2 separate regions of the Homo sapiens genome follow, and region 2 is linked to region 1. A link is an interaction called in ENCODE POLR2A ChIA-PET data of the cell type or tissue named here. Cell type or tissue: HepG2. All regions are shown on one strand. Each heading gives the region's core, and the rest is flanking DNA. Links, peaks and the distances in the headings are about the cores only.

Region 1 (8,000 bases), core at 4,001-8,000:
TTTTCTGTATTTTCCTCTTGGAATGGTGAACTCTTTTACATGCCTTACTTTTTAAAAAGTCATTTCAAAAATCAAAGTCATTTCAAAAAAATAAATGTGAATAAAGAGTTTATAAACTATTTGGCAATAATCAAAAGCAAATATATTATTTTAAATCACTTACTATTAAATACAAAACAAGAAGAAATCAAGTGAAGAGATTAGTGGAAAAATCTAGAGGAGTGGTCACCAGGAAGTAACTTGAGATAATAATTACGGATATGAGATAAATATACTCAGGATTAAGAACCCATAGAATTTGATTACTGACTGAGGTGGGAAGTGTGGTGGAAGGAGTAAGTAATACATTCCTGTCACACAGTTTTGTGAAGGGGTGGATGGCAGCAAGGCTGCCATACCTGATGGTTTTTGTGATGTCCTGCAAAATAGTGGATGATGACTGGGAGTGCAGGGTCTGAAAATTATAGGATTATATGCCCTAGTGGTTGGCTGCATCTGCCTCCAATAGGTTGTATATAAAAATCACACAAAAGTGAAAGTATAAGCATGTTTTAGGAGAAGATAATCAATACAGATTTGAATAATTAAATTTAAGATGTTTGTGAATATGTCTAGGAAGTAGACTCGTCTGGAGTTCAGTCATTGTGTTTCAGCTTTGTATATATGGGATCATCCTAATATGTGTTTTAATTGTAATCAAGGGATAGATGAGATTGCTCAGGTAAAATGTGCAGAGTGTGAATAGGCAGAAAGCTGTATAGCCCTGAATAACACAAACACATACAGAATAAACCAAGGAAGAATGTGGGAGGAAGAAAAATCAGGAGGTGGAAGAGGAGGAAGTGTGGAGGAGGAGAAAGAAGAGGAAGGATATGAGGAAAACCAGCAGGGTATAGTGTCATAGAAATTTTTTAAAATGAGAGTATTTCAAAAATAAGGAGTGATTTTTACTTCTAAATGTTAAAGAGAGATTATATGAGATGAAGACTGAAATATGGCATTGTATTTAACAGTAAAGAAGATTGTTATGTGTGATGGGAAGTAAATAAATAGATACGAAACAGTTATTTTTAAATTTGGGATGTGTTTGTGTGTATGTACAAACCTATCATATATGAGGAAGTCATCTTTGCTTCCATTTAAAAGAGTCCAGACATCTGTTTGGTTTTCTTCTTGTTGATAAACAGGAATATGCTCTGAAACCTTATTCTTAAGATGTGTGTATTTTAATCGAGAAGAGATTCCTTGATGATTAACAACAATATAAGAAATATTAGAATATCCTTCTTTCTTCAGTTTTACTCGCAGGTCTTCTAATCTAAAATATTTGGGAAGAAATACATAAAATGAATAATCTCATTTGATTTGATTAGTGGTTTTTCTCCCTCTTCCTTAATTTTCTATGTGAAACTCTCCTTCTTATTTTTAACTAACCCATACTGCACCTATTCTTTATATTGCTGTAAAAGATTTTAAAACTTTCATTTTTAGAATTACTTAAAACTTGTGCTTAATTAAAACCTTATGCTTAAACAAACATTGGTTTAGTTCTCAAATTAGCACGATGAAGTGTATATATTTTGAATGTATCTTATAGGTAGAATGGATTCAACCAACCACAGATAAAAAATGGTTGGAAAAAAAAAGATGGCTGCATCTATAGTAGTGAACATGTAGACTTTTTTTCTTGTCATTCATTATTCACTAAATACAGTATAAAAATTCCTTACATAGCATTTACATTGTGTTAGGTATTATAAGTAATCTAGAGATGATTAAAGCATATGAAAGTATATGCATAGGTTATACATGCCATTTTATATAAAGGATTTGAGCTCCATGGATTTTGGTGTATGAGGGGGATCCTGGAACCAATCCTGCACAGATACCACTGGATGACTGTAAGGAGAATTCCACCCAGTGAATATCTGGTGAATAACTCAACAAATATTTTTTATATTTATTTGTTAAATAACCCAAGACTTTGATAGCAAGCCTAGTGTTCTTTCTACTCTGACAAAACAGTCTTCTCTGCCTCTTGTATTGAAGTAACTGTTCTATTTGCAGAAGTACATTTTAGAGCATTTTCATTACACAAGTAATACATATTTAGTAGGAAGTTATAAAATATAGGTGCACAAAAAGAAGAAAAAATTTCCATAACCCTAGGAAACCCACTGTAAACATTTTGGTGTGTATCATCCTAGTTTCTCTCTTCTAATATGTTCTATGCAAACACATAGTTTTTCTAAAAGTGTGACTTAATACATTATTTACACTTTTATTTTATGTCTATATGCGTGTGTGTATTTAATAGCCTTCCCCTTAAGGTATTTTAAGCCACAGAAAGACTGTCTTACTTAGATGCCTGCAGTATGCACAGGTATCAGCTGGCTTGAAGAAGAGCAACCACAGTCACTGAACCATTGGAGTTTAGCATTGGATCTTGATCTCTTATGCTCCAGGCTGGGGGTTGCTTACATAAGGAGCTTTGGTCCTGGCTCTCTGTTCCTCCCGATGGGAGGAGACAGAGAGCCAGGGCAAGCCCCAGGCTTCTCCACATTGCTGGGGTTGTCCTGTAAAAGAGAAAACCTGTCACTCTTCTTCATAGTTAACTTCACAGTCCTAACTATGAATTTCTATAAATCCTGCAGACATAATTCCACTTCCTAAAAATACCTAGCCCATGAATTCTGTCTCCAGAAAGTTATGTTCAGACTGTGGCTTATAAAAATAAGTCTGTGACTTATGTAACATTCTGCAAACACAACCTAACTTTTGTTTGAGACACACCAAGTTCTGACTGTTCTTTCTATCCTCCAAGAAGAAAGGGATAGGCCGGGTGTGGTGGCTCACGCCTGTAATCCCAGCACTTTGGGAGGCCGAGGCTGGCAGATCACGATGTCAGGAGATCGAGACCATCCTGGCTAACACGGTGAAACCCCTTCTCTACTAAAATTATACAAAAAAAAAAAAAAAATTAGCCAGGCTTGGTGGCAGACACCTGTAGTCCCAGCTACTCAGGAGGCTGAGGCAGGAGAATGGTGTGAACCCGGGCGGTGGAGCTTGCAGTGAGCTGAGATCGCGCCCCTGCACTCCAGCCTGGGCGACAGAACGAGACTCTGTCTCAAAAAAAAAAAAACAAAAGAAGAAGAAGAAAGGGATAAATAGAGCATTCTGCACAGAAATGAAAAGAGCCAGCAAAAAAAGAGAACCAAGGAAAAAAGATGATGGCAGAAAAGACAGTATACCAACATGAATGTGGCTCATGTCGGGCCCTTAGCTCTTCAAGTTCAAACATTCTATATTTATCTCTTGGGTATGGCTCCCTTTTGTTTCTCTTATTCCTTGAAGTCTGGCTGTATGTATCTAACCAAGTAGAAATATCACACATCTGCCCCCTCTACCATTTAAGACTCTTTGAAATCCACACTCAATTAGCCTATTTATTGGAAAGTTCCTATGACTAGAAAATTCCTATGACTAGACAGCACTTTCTTTGGTAAAAAGATGCTTCCTCTGAGCAACGAAATTAAAATGCTTTTAAATACCTGACTAGAAATATCCTCAAAACTAGGGCTAGCTCTCTAAACAGAAATGTTCAAAAACAGGTGAACTGTAGACAGGTGATAAAGAAAAAGGAACACATTCAGCAGAGAGGAGCAAAGAAAAATCCTCACAAGTAATTCAGGCTCATTTTGATGTAAGAATCTGTGGGGAGAGATCAGGACAAAATTTGAAAACTGGGAAATCAATATATTTTCAAGCACTGATTTGAAATTTTTAAAAGCAGATGCATTTCTTTGGAGGTGGGGAGCTAATGGTAAATTACTTAGAGTGAGCCCAGAATTAAGAGAAGAATAGAAAAGTTAAAATCAGATTGATCTGGGCTTTAATGCACTGGTAGATATAGATAGAATTTTTAACCCTGATTGTCTTTCACATTATTTAACACATCAAAACTCTTACCTATATATGATATCTTGATAAGAACTTAACTAGAGAGAGTGAGGTGAGAGAGGTAGAGAGAGAGGACAAATTAACTTACTTATTTAAGGCCACTCCAACTACTTATTTTAATATTTAAAATATTCTAATATTTTAAGAAGAAGAAGAAGATATATTTGGACTGTTTCTAGAAAATTCCTCTAGAATGGTATTTACAATGATAATACAATTATCCTTATTATAGCTAATGTTTATTTAACTTTTATACAAATATATTCAGGTGGCACTAAGCACTTTTATATATCATGTCAGTTAATCCTTAAAACAATTATGTGACCATTATCCCCTTTTGCAGTTGAGAAAAACCATGGCTAAGAGTTTAGGTAACTTGTCTATGATCACACAGAGAGAAAGTCAGTCACAAAAGAGACTGGATTAAAACTAGTTCTGTCAAATCCTAAGCTACATCTTAGCTACTGCAATATATTGAGAGTTTTTAGATAGATCACCTTGTAATAACTATAGCCGCCAACTATTTTTGTTTATGCACTAAGATGCCAAAGAAAACATAAAAATAATTCAAGCTGTTTTATTTCTTAATAGAAAGGCTAGGTTTTCTCTGTTTCCTAGACCACAAATTCAGTAGTTACAGAACCTTGGCAAAAAATCAGCACTTGGTTTTTTCACTTTGCCACAGAGCACATATTTATTTATCTATTTATTTATTTATTTATTTTTTGAGACGGAGTCTTGCTCTGTTACCCAGGCTGGAGTGCAATGGCGCAATCTCAGCTCACTGCAAACTTCGCCTCCCGGGTTCAAGCAATTCTCCTACCTCACCCTCCCAAGTAGCTGGGATTACAGGCTCTCGCCACCACGTCCTGCTAATTTTTTTATTTTTAGTAGAGACGGGGTTTCACCATGTTGGCCAGGCTGGTCTTACACTCCTCACCTCGTGATCCGCCTGCCTTGGCCTCCCAAAGTGCTGGGATTACAAGCGTGAGCCACCGCGTCCAGCCCAGAGCACATATTGCAAGTAGCTGAATGGTGAATACAAATGAAAAGACTGTTTCACTCATTTCCCTCATTTAGGTTTATGATGAAAAAATAACCCATTGGCAGAGAGTTGTAGCTTAAGAGTTCACACTTTCGGATTTCTTCTGTCATTATAATCAACAGGCTGCTCAATTTTGTTTTCTTAAAATTATTTCTTACACCGTAAACCTTTGATAATTATAGTTGTCAGACAGCTATATAAAAATAATGAAGATAAATAACAAAATTGGGTTTCCTGGAAGCTGATCCAATAAGAATTGAAAAGTAGTTGTAAATTTCACTATGTCACCACTTTTCAATTGCGAAACTTAAATTTCATGGCCACATTCAGACCTACATTTATTTAAAATTACTCATTAAAAAGCAGGATATGTACAAACTTTCTCTGTCCTCCACCTCTGAACTTTAGGCCAGCATCTGAAAGCCCCTAATTCACCTGAATGCTCTCATTCACCATTTAAAATACAAAAGTTTGCATTTAATCACAGACCACCTAATTGTTGACATGGGTTTTAGCTTCTTTAAGGGTGACCACTTCTGCACTGTGGACTGAACCTACTGTACCCCATTCCACCACTTTTTCTTCTGAAACTGCTCACAATATCCCTGGACATTTCTACAACACTAGAATGAGCATATTTCAGTGTCTGCTCTTCAAATCCAAATGGCTGGGTTTTTTCCCTGTTTGTTCTTACTCTGCCCTTCAGTGGAAAATATTTAAATTTGAACATATAATACTGCCTATGTAACATCACAACAGATTATAGAATAAAAGGTTTGGATTTCTCCAGCTTCCTCTGCTCTCAGCTGTGCAGAAGACAGGGCAGAAATCAAGAACTGACAAATGTGCGCACTGGGAACTTCACCTACCACACCTAAGTTCAGACTCTTCTTATTCTTTTTCTCTTTTATTATTTTTATTTCCTCTATCCACCAGTTTTCTGAATCTATTCTATGGAAAAAAACAATTTATCAGACTCAAAAAATATTTACCAAACTTTAAAAGAATAAAGTATCAGAAAACACGAAGTTCCTACTTACACAACCACTTCCAACGGGCCTGCTTCCTTTCTCTTTGCTTTACTCTGGCAGCTCCACAAAGCCACAGCAGCACACTCTGATATTTATAGTCCTGTTGTTTACCTCACCCCTCAGGTATAGTCCAAAGTTCAATGTTCATTCTTGCAGTGACCTTGCAAGCAGAGCAAACCCCTGAGCTGATTGTTATCAACTTAAAAGAAAGTAGCAAGTGCTGCCATGCATAATATGGGGAAAACATTTTGACAATTACTAATTTATTCCCTATCCTTTTCAGTCACCCTAGAATCTAGGATTTAATGGTACAGTCGGGGGCGGGAGGAAGGGCTAAGGGTAAACAAGGCCTCCAAGTTGCCTTCTTTCCCAAACTATAACAGGGAAAAACATTTGCTGAGCCAGCGAATTATGCTGCTGCTTTAAAAAAAAAAAAAAAAGAGAGAGAGAAGCTTTTTTTTCCTTTTGTTTTGCTTCTTGCAGTGATGAGGTGCTAGCTTAGCCCACACAGTGTGACCTTTGTTAGAAAAGTCACCTGCTGTTACAAGTTACTCTGGTCTCCTGTTGTTACAGACTTACACGTCGATTGTGTTCTATGTTTATAACTTGAATTCATATGGGATTTCACAGGACCACTGCTCTTTTCTTGTTAATTTAAGGAAATAGAAAAATAGACTTCCTATCTGAGGGAAATCAGACCTCATTTTTATTGTCACTGAAGTCGTACTTCCTGGAAGACCTATGCATCCCCAGAATTTTTTGAGGATCGAATATAAAATCTTTACAAATGTGAATACCATAAAAATAAAAATTAAAGGTAGTAGTTGGACATGGAAAGAGTGTGGAAATTTCAAGATGTACAAATGAAATAGCTAATTCCTACTATTTCAGAAGAGGGTATTTTCTTTCTGGTAACGCTTGTAAGTTGGCATGCTCACTGTAGGTGAGGTAAGGAGCAATGTCAAATGATGTCATTCCTAGATAGCAATGGTTTTCGAGTAGGCCTTGCTTTTTTCATCAATTAATTTTTTTCCAAATAATCCCCCACTGATTGCTGTATGCTGAATACTGTTGTACAAGGTGCAGGAACTACAAAGAGACTCAGATGTTATCCTTCCTTTCAAGAAACTTCCTATCAAATTAGGAGGTTACCATTTGAAATCCAAGTTCTCTTTACTTGCCCTGAGCAGTTGTTACTTGCCTTTTGGGGTCCCATATCTCTTTGAGAATCCAGTTAAAATGCACATATACATAATCATTTTTTTAAAGAGTGTCATTAAAAAAATCTTTGTACAAAGCAGATATTCCTCCCTGTAGTTCATTTCCTTGACCAATTTAAGTAGTCATATTGAGGAAAGAGAGAGACCCTCTCATATTGTTTTATACTCAGTACCTGTTTTAAGGAAAAAAAAAAACAAGGATGTGAAATCAAAGACAGGCAGCCCGGTGCCAGGCCCAAACCAGGCCTGGGCCTGCCTGGCCTAAACCCAGTAGTTAAAAATCAATTCATAACTTCGAAACCGATGTTATTCATAGATTCCAGACATTGTACAGAAGAACACTGTGAAACTCCCTGCCCTGTTCTGTTTCTCTCTGACCACCGGTGCACGCAGCCCTTGTCATGTACCCCTTGCTTGCTCCAATCAATCACAACCCTTACATGTGAAATCTTTAGTATTGTGAGCCTTTAAAAGGGACAGAAATTGTGCACTCGGGGAGCTCGGATTTTAAGGCAGTGGCTTGCCCACGCTCCCAGCTGAATAAAGCCCTTCTTTCTACAACTCAGTGTCTGAAAGGTTTTGTCTGCAGCTCGTCCTGCTACATTTCTTGGTTCCCTGACCAGGAAACGAGGTAACTGATAGACATAGACGGCAGAGCTAACCCGTTAGGCGGCTTAGGCCTGTCCTGTGGAGCGTCCCTGCAGGGGACTCCAGTCAGCCTGAGTGACGCGATCCAAAGAACGC
Region 2 (4,000 bases), core at 1-4,000, 250 kb before region 1:
TGGGATTACAGGCATGAGCCACCACGCCCCACCTAGTTCTTTATTTGGAAGAAGTGAAGTTCATTTGCAGGCAGCTGCTTTCAAAAGTTTGGGGATTGGAGGAAGGTCATCTTCTATTCAACTGAAGCAAATGCCACTTGTTTGTGGCATCTGCCAGGCATCCTTGAGATGTCTGAAGAGGTGACTTCCAAACCAGAGGATGCAGCCTTCCGAGAAATGCAAACCTGTTCACATTCTTGCTCAGATGGGAAGCAGAAAAGGCTGCGTGGGAATTGGGGATTTACTGTTATACTCTGGCATTGGAATAGCAGGTGCTACTGGAAACTTCTTTACCTGACACTAAGTGTCTTGGGAGATAACAAGTAAAATTAACACAGCATCCAGTTCTTCAGTGCTTTCTCCACTTAAAAAGAATCAGGCTGGGCACGGTGGCTCATACCTGTAATCCCAGCACTTTGGAAGGCCAAGGCGGGTGGGTCACTTGAGGTCAGGAGTTTGAGACAAGCCTGGCCAACATGGTGAAACCCCGTCTCTACTAAAAATACAAAAAAAATTAGCCGGGCGCGGTGGCGGGCGCCTGTAGTCCCAGCTACTCGGGAGGCTGAGGCAGGAGAATGGCGTGAACCCGGGAAGCGGAGCTTGCAGTGAGCCGAGATTGCGCCACTGCAGTCCGCAGTCCCGCCTGGGCGACAGAGCGAGACTCCGTCTCAAAAAAAAAAAAAAAAAAAAAAAAAATACAAAAATTAGCTGGGCATGGTGGTGCACACCTATAGTCCCAGCTACTTGGAAGGCTCAAGCAGGAGAATCGCTTAAACCTGGGAGGCGGAAGTTGCAGTGAGCTGAGATCGTGCCACTGCACTCCAGGCTGGGCAACAGAGTGAAACAAAAAAAGAAAAGAGACAGAATCAAATGCAAAGTAAATATTTAGTTACCAACAGGATGGCATTTTTAGCCTATAACTTTTTTTCAGCCTTTTAATATATTTCTGCTGGAGGTTTCCAGCTTTGATTACATAGCCTGTTCACCTAGGAGTAAAGGACATTGGGAGGGAGAGATGCTCAGTGGTTCTCATTTGCAAAGTAGACGAGGATGATGAAAGGCCATCAGCTCAAGGCCTTCCAGGTTAGGAATTAAAAACATGAATGTTGTAAAAACCACAACTCATATTTATTTGAAATCTCACAAAGTGTGAGATTTATTTGAAATCTCACAAAGTGTGAGATTTATTTGAAATCTCACAAAGTGTGAGATTTATTTGAAATCTCACAATGTGTGAGATTTATTTGAAATCTCACAAAGTGTGAGATTTATTTGAAATCTCACAAAGTGTGAGATTTATTTGAAATCTCACAAAGTGTGAGATTTATTTGAAATCTCACAAAGTGTGAGATTTATTTGAAATCTCACAATGTGTGAGATTTATTTGAAATCTCACAATGTGTGAGATTTATTTGAAATCTCACAAAGTGTGTTCATCTGCATGTTTCTCACGTGAAATCTCACAAAGTGTGTTCATCTGCATGTTTACACTCAATCCTATGAACGACTCCATGAAGTAGTGTATGAAGGAGAGTTCCTCATGCATGTGGATTTGCACATGGGGATTCAGATACAAGAAGACAATTTAGTTTACATAGAGATGTGCTTTTTTAAAGAAATTTTTAAGAATACAAAATTATATGGAACAAAAAAGATAGGTCCTCTGCTGTCTAGAAATTAAAGTACGTCAAGAATTTTATCCCTATGTAGAATTACACAGCCATTGCCGGGGGCCACATCTGTAGGCCCATGGAAAAAAACATCTTTGCTCATTATTTCAGCCTGATTAGGGATACCATGAAGGGCTATTCCATTAGGTCAGGTTTGCACAGTAATAAAAATGAAGCCAGTAGAGGATCTCGTGGAGCTCCTGGTATGATGATAAGTCTCTGAGTAACTTGTAAATAGTGCAATTTTATGGAAATGTTGCAGCTAAGCTTTAAAGTAGTTGGCATTAGTTGTCAGACACAGCAACAGCTCTACAAAAGGCAATACGCTGAGTTCATTTTCAACCAGCCCAAACTTGCCTCAGAAGATCCGGGATGTGGACACCCTGGTATATTTTTTCTAGAAAAGCTTATTTCCTTCCTCCAGATAAAGGTGTATGGTCACTGAGGTGTTGTGCTGACAGAAGTGTTGATCTACTCTCTCCGTTAGACTGAAGGGCTCCAGGTGTGGCCACACTGGGCTTCTAAATGGCTAGCAAAGCCACAGACGCATCCCTCTTGGTGTCTGAGGTGTTCACATTCCTGGGTCTTTCAGATCTGTATTCCTCATGAAAATAAAACCTCTCTACGACACACTGTGTCCTTGTGGGTTTTTAGTTTTACTAGGGAGTTTTTGTTTCCTTTTGCTTCCCTCCTTCTTTCTGCTTCCCTTCTAGTTAAACCTCTTTAGGATGGCTCATTAGCAACTCGTTTTGAGTGGTTTGAGCTCTTTTGTTCACTGGGAAACAGATTTATGAAATGTTACTATTACCATGATTGTTATGTTTTTCCTTTTATGGCCTGTCCAGCTCAAGGCCCCATGCTTTCTGATACTGCTGATAAGGTTTTCTATTTCCAGATCAAATTAAAGCAAACCTTACTGGCCCTGTTACTGAAGCTGTGCATGGGGGTCGTTTGCTGTGAGGTGTTTCTATGGCTTTGAGCCAGGGTATGAACATCTCTAGTGTTCATGTTATTTCCTGAGACTAGCACTCACGGGAAGTAGAATTTATTACAACCTGCTGTTTGAGTTCATGAAAAGTAGGACAATATGAGACTCTGGGGCAGTGAAAGACTTACCAGGATTCCTTCTGGAACTGACTCGTCAGCTCATTCATGTCTTACCCAGTCTTTAAACAGTATTTCATGATAATGGTCTGCTTTTAATTGCTGGGCTTTACCTTACCCTTTTTGTGATTGCAGGTCCTACAGGTATGGATCTCTGGCAGCTGCTGTTGACCTTGGCACTGGCAGGATCAAGTGATGCTTTTTCTGGAAGTGAGGGTGAGTTCTGCTTTTCCATTTCCACCCTCAGTGTTTTGAAACAACACTGAACTGTATTCGCTACATCCAAGTTTTTTGGATGATTTTATTAAAAGATGCAAGTTTTACATAGCAGCAAAAAGGAAACTTGACTTAGCTTTAAAATCAGAAACTAGTAGGACTTTTCTGTGGATGTTTAGGAGGAATGCAGTAGTCAGTCAACTTTGGCATCTGATGTTTTCATATCAAAAATTAATACTACAAATCATGCTGAGGACATTTATGTTGAAGACAAGCCAGGTCTCTTGTTCTCAGGCTTTGGGAGAGATATTGAAATTACACTGAAGGGTTATTAGCTTACTGTTCACTCAGCTCATCTGTGACTAAGGATATCTAATCTATTTCCAGAGCTCAGAATTCAGGCTTGTTAATCATATTCTCAGAGAAAAGAAATTGCAGGTTTCAAATGAATTTCACTTCTCACTCTCTGGGTGATTACCATTTGGCTAAGTTGAGGAAAGAGACACCTGAAATAGTTGAATGATATACCCAGAAATTATGAGCTTCCTTCCCCATCTCTATAATTCTCCCTCCCTTTTTTATATCCCTCTCCTTGTAGAGAAGTCTCAATATGTTTAAACTATGTTTCATAGCAGACCTAACTAAAACAAGGAAGAGTAATAGAAGGGAAAGGGAAGAGGAACTTTTCTGTCAGAAAGAAAACTGTGCTCTCTAACGGGTGGGAGACTTTTTTTTTTTTAATGAGTACTTGATGTTTTTCCTTGCCTGGGCTTCTACAGAAGAAAGAAAGAATATATTTCTCCCATGCTATGACACTGAATTTAGTTGTTGCTTTAAGAGTGTCAGACTCCCCTTCTCACCATTCAGCTCATGTTGGAAAACACAGTTTAACAGCAGACTTAGCGCCTTAAGATGTCCTCCCTGACCTTCTAGCCAAAAATAAATCCGTAGTAGTGAGCTGCTGAGGGTGA

The links. ChIA-PET counts read pairs that join two places held together with the same protein. Peaks named below come from ENCODE experiments on the same cell type or tissue, not always from the same donor. Only the 100,000 strongest peaks of a DNase experiment are listed, where the experiment ranks them.
Region 2: POLR2A ChIA-PET joins it to region 1 with 6 read pairs; 2 of 35 experiments call an interaction of 5 or more read pairs at or near these places.

The regions. Positions count from the first base shown.
Region 1 is chr5:42,805,791-42,813,790 of GRCh38, forward strand. SELENOP (selenoprotein P) reads right to left here and starts at 6,102. Exons shown (of 5, transcript NM_005410.4): 1 at 6,046-6,102; 2 at 2,361-2,576; 3 at 1,106-1,318. The coding sequence starts at 2,563. RefSeq lists an enhancer at 6,261-6,826. In HepG2, for the core only: no CTCF peak of the experiment used is centred there; a DNase peak (open chromatin) is centred at 6,231; H3K4me3 peaks cover 4,000 bases; H3K27me3 peaks cover 487 bases.
Region 2 is chr5:42,562,916-42,566,915 of GRCh38, forward strand. GHR (growth hormone receptor) reads left to right here. Exons shown (of 10, transcript NM_000163.5): 2 at 2,949-3,029. The coding sequence starts at 2,960. Among named protein-coding and RNA genes, the nearest start is that of GHR, 140 kb to the left of the region's middle. In HepG2, for the core only: no CTCF peak of the experiment used is centred there; no DNase peak of the experiment used is centred there.